2 separate regions of the Homo sapiens genome follow, and region 2 is linked to region 1. The links are chromatin loops, found by intact Hi-C in ENCODE. Cell type or tissue: PC-3. All regions are shown on one strand. Links, peaks and the distances in the headings refer to the core of each region. The heading gives the core; the rest is flanking DNA. Region 1 has its middle 77 kb from the start of ADAMTSL1. Region 2 overlaps ADAMTSL1 (ADAMTS like 1).

Region 1 (5,384 bases), core at 83-5,082:
ACAATTGAATAGGCCATTGACCAATAAAAATTAGCGGGGGATTGCATTGTTTTAAATCCTCAAGTTGATTGTTAAAAATAGTGAAAAGTTTTTAAAGGCCATATGCTTTAAAAGGAGGTTAGATGCCTAATTCCAATAACAGAATCTGTCCACAGCACTGCTTTTTGGTCCTATGCCCCAGGAGATCCATTTTTGTTTGTCAGATGTTATTTGTTGAATGGATATGATATTCCTGACATTGTAAATGTAAGACCAAATCAAAAAGGATAGAAATATAAATGAATAGACCCATTCTGCAAGAGAGAGAGACAGAAATGGAGAGAGAATAGGAGAATAAGAGAAAGAAGCTTGTTATAAATTATTGTGCTTTCAACTTATCACAAAAAGCTCATTCTTGTATTCCCAAACTGCAAAGACAACAGGTTAAAATAATAACCTTGAGTGTAGATAAAAGAAAGTTGATTATAAATTCAACATGGGTTTCATTATTTGTTCTGTATTTTAAGATGACATTCATCATAAAGGCACACCAACCCCGAAAATAGTTACCAACTCTCCACTTTAGACAACATGAGACAGTATGAGAACAGCAGGTCTGAAAAAAGGAAAGCATTTTTTTGCATTATGCTATTAAATGGAACACTTAATCAGCTTTTTTGCCAAGAGAAAACTTCCCATTATGTTAAGTTCTAAATAGGGCTGTGGGAAAAAAGTCTGCAAATGGAAAGGCTGTGGAGATGTGTCTGTTGACTTTGGTTGTTTCATAAAGTGTTAAGAGAGTCAGCATTTGTCAAAGATTCTTGGAAACCTTGGTTTAAGCAATTCTCTTTACCTTTTTGTCTGAGATTTGATGTCCCAACTTGGTAAATAGTGCATTTTTCAGGACAGATCTGTCAGAGTTTCCTCTTGTTCTCCCTTCACTCCTGCTCCCCCTTGTCCTTAGGCTGTTGCCAGGTGTTTGAGTATTATGTCGGATCTCCAGCATTATGTCATGGAAAAGCAACAGTAAGATCTGTAAACTGCCTTTCAAAACAGTTCTCCAGGAAGCCAGTCTGAATTTACTCTGGTTTTTAAAAAAGAATCATGTGTTTGACCAGCAGTTGCTTTAAATCCTGCTTTTTTCCACCAGAGATAAAGAAATGAAAAATGTGGGTATTGGTTTTTGCTGGCAAGATGTCGATCTAAAGTTTGCAGCATTCAGCATAAAATAAATGCACATGCTTTATTCAGAAATCTCATCCATTGATAAATGGGATCATTTAGAGACAGGACTGGTAGACTCTACCTATTCTTCTCCAAAGGAAAGCCTTGAGGATTTGCACTTTGTATGACATAATGGAAACAGACCCATTTTCTGATAGGGTATTTATCTGGCAAAATTCAATGAATGAATGGTTGGAGAGTCAGTATAGAATCTGTTCTGGAGCTTCTGAAGCATCCCTAGACCAAATTATATCCTGAACTGTACAGGTCTATCATCCTTCTCAACTGCAAGTGGTCAAAGACCTCTGAGCCTGTGTATTTGAAACTGACTGGTGATGAAAAGTGTAGTTTAACTAGTCTTGATTCAGCCTGGTTTAAGTTGGACACATTTTAGTTTCTTTGGTCTGTGACACAGATGTCTGCTGGATGAGCACCATCCTAGAGGCTGAACTAAAATTTACAAATATGTCATTTTTCTGCATGGGTAATATATACATCAAAGAGGAAGTACAAGACCCCTATATGTTGTCTTCTGCTTTCCAGATGTTTCTGAAATTACTTACTCCCTTTTAGTCTGGCCTTTCTGTGGAAGGAAACCTTTGATGCTAATCAACATTTGAAGTAGACCATTGATGCTGAGAGTTCTTGGGGCTAGCTCTTGCCTCTGAAGAGAATTTGCATAGGTTATCTACTGTAACCCACAAGGCAGTCAGTGACCCCATACTTTATCCAACCTTAGAGCACTCTGGTCCTTTTCATTAAACTGTTGGCCTGCCTCTTAGGTGCTCCTGCCTTTGCACAGTCCCAGTTGATGATAAGACAGTTGGTGGCCATGGCTGTGGAGATTTAGCTCAATATGGAAGTAGTCAGAAGGTTGACTGAAAGCTGGAATGTCAGGGTGCCCCCTCCTGGACTTATTCAATATAAAAATTAGATTGTGACTTAGTTCAGAGGAAGTTTGCTATTAATCCATAAAATCTAAGTCTCTTGTGCTGCAGTTTTTATGTTAATATTATTTTAACCTAAAAATAAATATTCATTACTATTCTAATAAATAATAATTTAATATTAATTAAATTTTATATTAACAAATATTAAACTTTAATGAGTGAAATTATATATTAATTATATTAATTTATATCAAGTAATATAATTAAAATTAATATTAATTAAATTTTACATTAATAAATATTAAATTTTAATAAATATTTTTATAATATTATTTTTATGTTAATAATGTCCTGTGCAAATAGAGTACCAGCCTTTATCAGCTTAAAAACTGGGATCCCTTGCACAAAACTATGTCCTTGCTTTGCCATGGTGATCTCAACTCTCAAGGTTTAACCACTCACATTTTTAAACTCTATTAGTTCACTTAGTCACTTTTAAATTACAAGCATAAAAACTCAGCACATTTTTATGATCATGCCACTGCACTTCAGCCTGGGCAACAGAACAAGACCCTGTCTCTTTTTGTTTAAAAACAAAAGCAAGAAACAAAACCTTAGTACATTCCTAAATAGGGGTCCTAAGAAATGTATGCCTTGGTTCTATATGCACTATGCCTCTTTATATCGTAACATTGATCTGGCTCTTGTATTTTCTAACAGAATCCCTGATGATGATTTTTATTCTCTGTGCCGTGCTATTCACAGTGATCCTGGGATCTACTATTTTTTAACCCCTATGCATAAATTAGACATTATCACTAAGTTTAGGTTTGTTTAGATTTCTTATCCGATTTTTGTTTCCCCTTTTTCCCCCACTCTTTTACCCTTATCCACAGGTGGTATTCTTGAAATGATTTTCTAATAGTCTATGGAGTTATGAACTTAGAATGAGTTGAGAGTGCCTTGCTTCCTTTCCCATATGATATTATCATCCCAGAAGGAAATCCTGCCTCGTGGTATAATTCTTTTCAAGAAGAGAAAGGAACACATTCTCTGAGCTTTAAAAGTACTGTATTTCTTGAGTCTATGATACCATTGAATCCATGATTAAAGATGCTGTTACATGCACTCCAAAAAAGAAAAAAAGCTCAAGATGAAAAATCTAATAATAGACTTGCAATTAAGAGGGCTACATCATTATTATGTGAGTAAATAAATGAACAAACAAAACCACCGTGTGAAAAGAGACAGCAAGAAAATGTATTTCTCAACATCGGTACTGGTGGAGGAAAGAAAAACTTCTCCCCTGATTATTTGAACCAAAACCCAATACAAGTACATGTTTTCAGTCTGAATTCATGAAAGTGATTGTAAATCACCATTGGATTATAGGACATACCACAATTTCAGAGATGATGAAATACATTGAAAAAGGTTTATTTTTAAATCAATGAAACACACTAATTTAAATTGTTCAAAAGTTAGTGTTTGTCTATATTTTTCTTAACTTCTAAAGGTTTGGGTAAGCATCTATACCTCATTGTCCTACTCCAAACTGGATTTCCAGATGTCTTAAGGTCATTTATCACTGAATAAGCCTCTCTGGATTCAACTTGATGTTTTCTCCCAGCCTCCATAAAGATGGAATATTTTAGAGGCTAATGCCCATAATGAGGTGTGTACGTTTTAAAGACCCCAGGAGCAGTACAGTATTGTCTTGCTCAGGGCAGTGTACATCAAGATGTAATTGTCAGATGTAAAATGACACTGAAAGTACATTCAATCTAACAGCTGGCTTTATAGTATTGGTTTTCAACACTCTCTTTCCATCAGAGCCACAATAGACTATCATCTTACTAAATTTCTCAAATTAAATAGAATCAGCCTTCTCATTCACATTGAATGGTAGACTCCCAGTGAATACCCTGATGCTTCATGTAACATATGTGCGGTTGAATTACTCTGCTACTGACCCATAGGTCCTCCCATTGTGTCATTATGATAAAATAGAAGTATGAGGTCATATTGAGTAAAATAACTTAAAATGTTTTTGTTTAAGAATGACCTGAACACTGTGTGTTCATCAGATACAGCTATATGCAAATTTTCTTCTACTTTAGTCTAGATCAGAGTTTTTCACTCTGGATCATTAGTGCAGTTATTAATATTAATTAAATTTGGAAAATTCTATCCACTCTGTTCCCTTTCTTAAAAAGTCACAATACCCATTTGAATTTTAAATGCCTTGAAAGGCCCTGGGATAAGGAGATTTAACTTTTCACAGTCAACTTTTTACAATTATTTTCCCTTGAAACCATGTCTTTCACAAAAAATTTATTCTAATTTTGCTTTACATAATTTAAGGTGCTGTCTAGATCCCATTTATTCATTTTCACTCTATTAGCAATGATTAGAGAGGCAGATCTGGTAGGATCTTATAGGCTGTTTTAATAGGAGGTCACTGAAGGGTTTTATAGGTGAGTGATCTAATCTGATATACAGTAGGAGTAAGGAAATCAAATTCCCTCCATCAATAAAAAGTTCATTCATTTATTCATTTAACAAATGTTTAATGAGTTTCTATTATATGTGAGGCATTGTGTTAGATGTCAAAGAGTGAAATTCAGATGATAATGTAGATGGTACAATGTAAACCAATACAATTATAGCCATCCCAGGGGCTGGAATCTTAAGATAGTATGTTGAAGTGTAAGGGTAGGGAAATTCAGTTCAACAAACACATACCACAGAGCCACTTATGTGCTAGTTAGATGTTCTCTCCTGGGGTTACAGAGATGAATCCAGTACATTTTTAGCTCTTGGGGAGCCTACGAGCTTGTGGGTGGAGCCACATCTGTTCACTGCCAAGTGTCAGAAGCATTTGTAAATCAAGGGTTGAAGAAAGCAGAACAGTCTTTTCTTTGCCCAGAGATAATTCACAAACTTAAGGATTGAAGGAGCTGATAAATTTCTTTAGTTCCTCTGTCTGCTTTACATATATATATATATATATATATATATATATATATATATATATATATATAAAATTATTATTTTCTTTTTTTCTTTTTTGAGACAAAGTCTTGCTCTGTCACCCAGACTGGAGTGCAGTAGCATGATCTCGGCTCACTGCAACCTCCGCCTCCCGGGTTCAAGCGATTCTCTTGACTCTCAGCCTCCCAAGTAGCTGGGATTACAGACGCGTGTCACCATTTCTGGCTGATTTTTATATTTTTTTGTAGAGACAGGGTTTCACCCTGTTGGCTGGTGAACCAGGCTGGTCTCGAACTC
Region 2 (5,384 bases), core at 323-5,322, 430 kb after region 1:
GTCAGAAAACTGAGTCGGCGATAAAGGATCAGGGGAAGAAGCAGTGTTTCAGTAAATGGGAACAGAATGTGCAAAGGGCCTGAGGTAGAAAGAGCATGCTGCATTTAAAGAAGTAAAACCTGGCTGGTGGTGTGGCTATAATATCAAGAGCAGAGAAGAAAGTAGCATATGAGGCTGAGGAGGTGTGGGTAGGCAGGGGCTAGATCTTACATGTTCTCATAGATTATGGTACAGTTTAGGTTTTTCTCCTAAAAGCAAAGGAAGTATTTGAAGGACTTACTTAGGAGATAAAATCAGCAGGACTAAGGATGCAGAAATAGTTCAAGAGTCAGTGATGGGTGGTGTATTAGGATAGATTAGACTCTGGTATCAAGTAGACCCCCAAATGTATAATGGCTCAAATACAATAGAAGGTTTATTTTTGCTTATCTAAGAGCCCAAAGAGTACACCTGGTCATCTGGAGAGGATCTGCCCCCACAGTGTCATGCAGGGTCACAGGATGCTGGTGGGTCTGACATCTGGAACACATGCCTTCCAAGGTCTCCATAGGGGTTACCTCTATCCTATCAACCAGGAGAGGGGAAAACAGAATACGGAGGATGGTTGAGAAGGCTTTTAAGGGCCACGCCTGGAAGGAGCATACATTAAGACTTTTCACAATCCTTTAGTCACATGGCCACGCACAACTACAAAGGATGCTGGGGAAGGTAGGCTCACTGGGTACTCAGGAAAAAGAGGGAAACTGGTTTTGTGAACAGCTATCGTTGTCTGCCACAGTCAGTATGGAGAAACGTGGAAGGCTGGAAACCTTCTTTCCAGACTGCCTTGGTTTTTTAGAATAATTGACAAGACTGACAGTTGAGTTACTGTATCCTTTCTCTTTTCTTTCCCTAAGCCACCCTACCTCCACACCTCCTAGGAAGCTTCTAGAATTTCCCATGTAAAGGTGCACCTTTGAGTGGAAACCCCACCTTGAGATGTTGACACACCGCCATGGTGCAGGCAGCCTTCCAAATGTAATAAGGGATCCAGTTAACAAGAATACCCTGTCTGGGACTTTTTAAAAAAGAATATTTTAGCATCACCCTACCTGGCAGCTCCATGGACATCAAAGGCACTGGACCTTGTAATCATATCAAGTTACCACCCAGTATGACTAAGCTCTTTTACTGATCCTTTCAAGCAGCAGGGAGAGCATGGGGCTGTTGAAAAGATACACCACAGGGGAAAATGCAAACGTGGGTTCTTTTCCTTCGCTGTTTTAAGATACAAATAATACCAGGGAGGTTAGCATGTGGAGCCTATCCAAGTAGCTGGTCCACAACAACATAGCTTTTGGATTTTGTTCTGTGGTAGAGCATATTTTCTGTCATTTTCAGGTGTTTGTTTTTGTGGCATTTGCTGTCACACTACAGCAGGCTAGAAAAGATCATCTCCCGCAACCTGACCAAGCTTCTCAACAAGAAAGAGCTAAAAAGCCAGAACACATGGATTCTGGAACCTCTCTCCTGACAACACCTTGGTTTTACAACCACAGCAGAAACATTAATTCTGAAAGTAGAAAGGAATTAAGCCTTTGACAGTTCAGAAATAGTAAAGCAGCAGTTCAGATTTTCTCTCAAGAGTCAGGCTAGTATAATGGCAGGCGGTGTACACTTGTTAAGATGGGGACTGTTGGCATTAAAGGTATCTCAGTTTGAATCCCCACCCTGGCACTGGTGGGTTACTGATTGGCTGTAGGGTAGGGAACTGGGGGGAACAGAAACTCTTTTCTGATGTAATGATGTAATCGTTCAGGCATCCAAACAAATGTGACCTTAGGCAGATTTCTTAATCTCTATGAGACCCTTTTTCTCATAAAATGGAGTTATTAAATAGTACCTGCTTCACAGGATCATTGTTAAAAATAAGTGATTGTGTTTATAAAATGTTTGACTTATAGCAAATGTTCAATGTTATTTCTCCGTTTAACACACTCAGGATACGTTTGCATGTCTCAGTACACTCCGATGTTGAGGTATTCTGAACATCAGTATTAGGCATGTGTATCACTACCTTTTCAAGGGACTCTGTGGAACATTCAAGGGCTGGTGACGTTTTTTAAAGCGTCGTTGTCATCTCCTGAGAGAAAAAGAAAAAAAAACTTTATAACACCTCAATTATTGTTTTCTATTTCCTCATTCTACATGCGTAATGTCAGAGCCAGTTATGGAAGGACTGGCTGTCACTCCAAGGTGTCTTAGTAATATCATTCTCCACCTAAGGCCCACAGTTCCAGGCAGGAAGTCCTCAAAATGTGGCACCAGTAACAATACCTACATCGGCAAACTCATAATGCAGATCTGTGCTTGAATGAATCTGAGAGAGGTTTGCCAGTAGATTAAAGAATGATTCCCACTTAATTTCTCTTCCCTTGGGACTGCTGTCAGGTCCATGGTTCCAGGTTTACAGAAACTGGAGGTTTCTTCCTCCACCCTGCTATTCTGAACGTTTCCATTTCTCCCATGAAGTCCCCTGCTGTCACCAGAGGAATTCAGCCCTTTTGGTTTATATCCAGTCCTGTCCTCTCAAACAAGCACAATTTTAGAACGGCATGAGATAGACAGACATCAAGGGAATGGAAGAAGCTTGCAAGCCATTCCTGGGGGAGTGAGAAATAGCTCCCAGGTCTGCTTCCATCCCTGGGTTCTCTCCCTTCTCCCTCTGTTCCACCCTCCCTTCTCCCCTCTGTCACTCTCACTCTCATTTTCTCTCCCCCTGAGTCTTTGTGTTTGCTGCCCACAGCCCTCCTCAAAGGAAGATGCAGGCAGTAAGTGCTGCATGTGAGCAATGTGAGGGAAAGAGGATGAATAATGGTAGAAAATGGTTTGCAGGGCCGGCATGGTGGCTCGTGCCTGTAATCCCAACACTTTGGAAGGCCAAGGCAGGTGGATCATCTGAGGTCAGGAGTTCAACGCCAGCCTGGCCAACATGGCGAAACCCTGTCTCCACTAAAAATACAACAATTAGCTGGGCGTGGTGGTGCACGCCTGTAATTCCAGCTAACTTGGGAGGCTGAGACAGGAGAATCGCTGGAACCCAGGAGGCAGAGGCTGCAGTGAGCCGAGATCATGCCACTGCACTCCAGCCTAGGTGACAGAGCAAGACTCCATCTCAATAAGAAAGAAAAGGAAGGAAGGAAGGAAAGAAGGAAGGAAGGAACGAAGGAAGGAAGGAAGGAAGGAAGGGGAAGGAAAAGAGGAAAAGGGTTTGCAGGAACTCATTTTTCCTTGTTCTTTCAGGAGAAAAATAGCTAAGAGTGCATTTCTTCAATTTACTTCTGAGGCTGTCTCCTAAATGCCGTGGATTTTTTTTTTTAAATGGGAAAAAAACTAAGCTCAGGGTCCAAAGTCCAAGCTGGCATGGACAGGCATCATGATGCTCTTGCTCTCCCTAGTGGTGCTGCAATGAAAAATCAGCTGTTCCACCCCTCACCTGTGTCTTTTCTCCAGGTATCTTTAGAGATGATGCCAACCTGGCCCCTCTTACACACTTGAGCATAAAGTATCCTACTGTTAGAGCCAGATTAGCGTGTGCCTCTCTCTGATGTGACAAGGCTGTGGTATCCAAGTCTCCACCCACTTTCGGTAGCCCTGCCTCTCTTTCTCTAGCCAATTTCAAGGACACGTAACAGATACACAGGCAACTCTTTGAAGACACTCTGCATTCTCAACAGAAGGCTAGCCATTAAGGGCAAACTGCCCTTGCCCCAAAGGCAAAAACCAGCCCCAGCTCAGGGAAAACACTAGACCACTAGACTAAAGGTCTGGCTCCTTGGCCATTCTTGGCTTTGACCCCATTTCCCGGGACTTGACCCTTTTTTTTTTTTTTTTTTTTTTTTTGAGACAGAGTCTTGCTCTGTCACCCAGGCTGGAGTGCAGTGAGGTGATCTCGGCTCACTGCAACCTCTGCCTCCCAAGTTCAAGTGATTCTCCTGCCTCAGCCTCCTGAGTAGCTGGGATTACAGGTGCCCACCACCATGCCTGGCTAATTTTTGTATTTTTAGTAGAGACAGGGTTTCACCATGTTGGTCAGACTGGTCTCAAACTCCTGACCTTGTGATCTGTCTGCCTCGGCCTCCCAAAGTGCTGGGATTACAGGCATGAGCCATCACGCCCGGCCAGGACTTTACACTTTAAGCATGCCCTGGATACATGCCAGTGAGTTCTATAAATAAACTGTGTGAGCTGGGTCAGCAGGCTGAGTTGTGTAGGGGAGGGTGCTTTCTGCTCCCTAGAGACCTGTGAATCCGTGCCACATATCTTCAGTCTCTCAACATACTCAGAGCCCAGCCTCCTATAGGATCCTCCTAAAACAGCATCTAGGAAGGCTCATCCTAAACTCTCAGGGCCTGTTTTCCAGCATGTCAACCACAAGGAAACTTCCTGAGGAATTCATGGGGTCCCTAGAGCACAGAGCCTGGCTTCCAAAGAGAGAGCCCATCCCAGGTCAGCAGATGATCTCCCCATCCCATCTCTCTCACAGAAAATAAACTTGGATTGTGGAAAGAGTTGAGCACTTTCCTTTTGTCCTTTTCCTGTGGTTCTACTGATACTACCATTTCATGTTCTCTTGCTCTGAGAAGATATGCAGGCTTCCAAAAATACAAGCAAGTTTTCTACATAAGAGTGTCAACTCCAGTAGCAATCTAGCAGCTTCCATTTGTCTAGTTCATACATATATTTTAACGTTGTATAGCTTTGCACTTTTTATTAAAATATATCTATACAGAAAAGTACATGTATCATAAAGGTACCAAGTGAACACTCCCCACCAGACCAGCCCCCGGTCAAGACACAGAGCATCGCCAGTGGCCAAGCCACTTGTCCCATTTCTCAGTCACAACCCCTCCCCATTCATTCCACTGACTACTAACAGCATAGATTAATGTTACCAGGTTTTTTTTTTTTTACTTACGGAAAGGAAATTATACAGTATGTACTCTTGTGTCTGCCATCTCTTACTCAACATTATGTTTATTTCATGTAGTTTCATTTTCACTGGTGTATACATTTGGTTCTCATGTTTTTCAAATACATTTTCTCCAAAGAATTTGGGTACTCTCCTTCCACCTTGGCAAGCCCCCCCTGCCAGCTTCCTGTTTCCTCCTCTTTGTACTGGCCTCCCTCTTCCTGTCTCATCACTGTAAGTTTAAAAGGCAAAAGATCTGGAGACAACTGAGATGTTTATCTTGTATCAACATTTATTCTGATTCTTTGGTCACCCTGAAGTCTATATCCTTATCCTACCAGGCTCTGGACATTATTTAATCTGGCCAAAGCCTGGTAGAAGATGTCCCTGTAGAGCAGCCCCAGGGAAGGGGGATTCAAGAAGCTATAAATGC

Evidence for each region. Peaks named below come from ENCODE experiments on the same cell type or tissue, not always from the same donor. Only the 100,000 strongest peaks of a DNase experiment are listed, where the experiment ranks them.
Region 2: it touches region 1 in a loop (9-fold over the local background); 3 of 110 quality-filtered maps call a loop at or near these places.

The regions. Positions count from the first base shown.
Region 1 is chr9:18,394,193-18,399,576 of GRCh38, forward strand. It overlaps a transcript of ADAMTSL1 not described here. Among named protein-coding and RNA genes, the nearest start is that of ADAMTSL1, 77 kb to the right of the region's middle. In PC-3, for the core only: a CTCF peak has its summit at 2,093 (motif pointing left); no DNase peak of the experiment used is centred there; H3K4me3 peaks cover 154 bases; H3K27ac peaks cover 1,266 bases.
Region 2 is chr9:18,820,834-18,826,217 of GRCh38, forward strand. All of the region lies in intron 21 of ADAMTSL1 (ADAMTS like 1), which reads left to right. Among named protein-coding and RNA genes, the nearest start is that of SAXO1, 210 kb to the right of the region's middle. In PC-3, for the core only: a CTCF peak has its summit at 3,442; DNase peaks (open chromatin) are centred at 1,158 and 3,438; H3K27ac peaks cover 560 bases.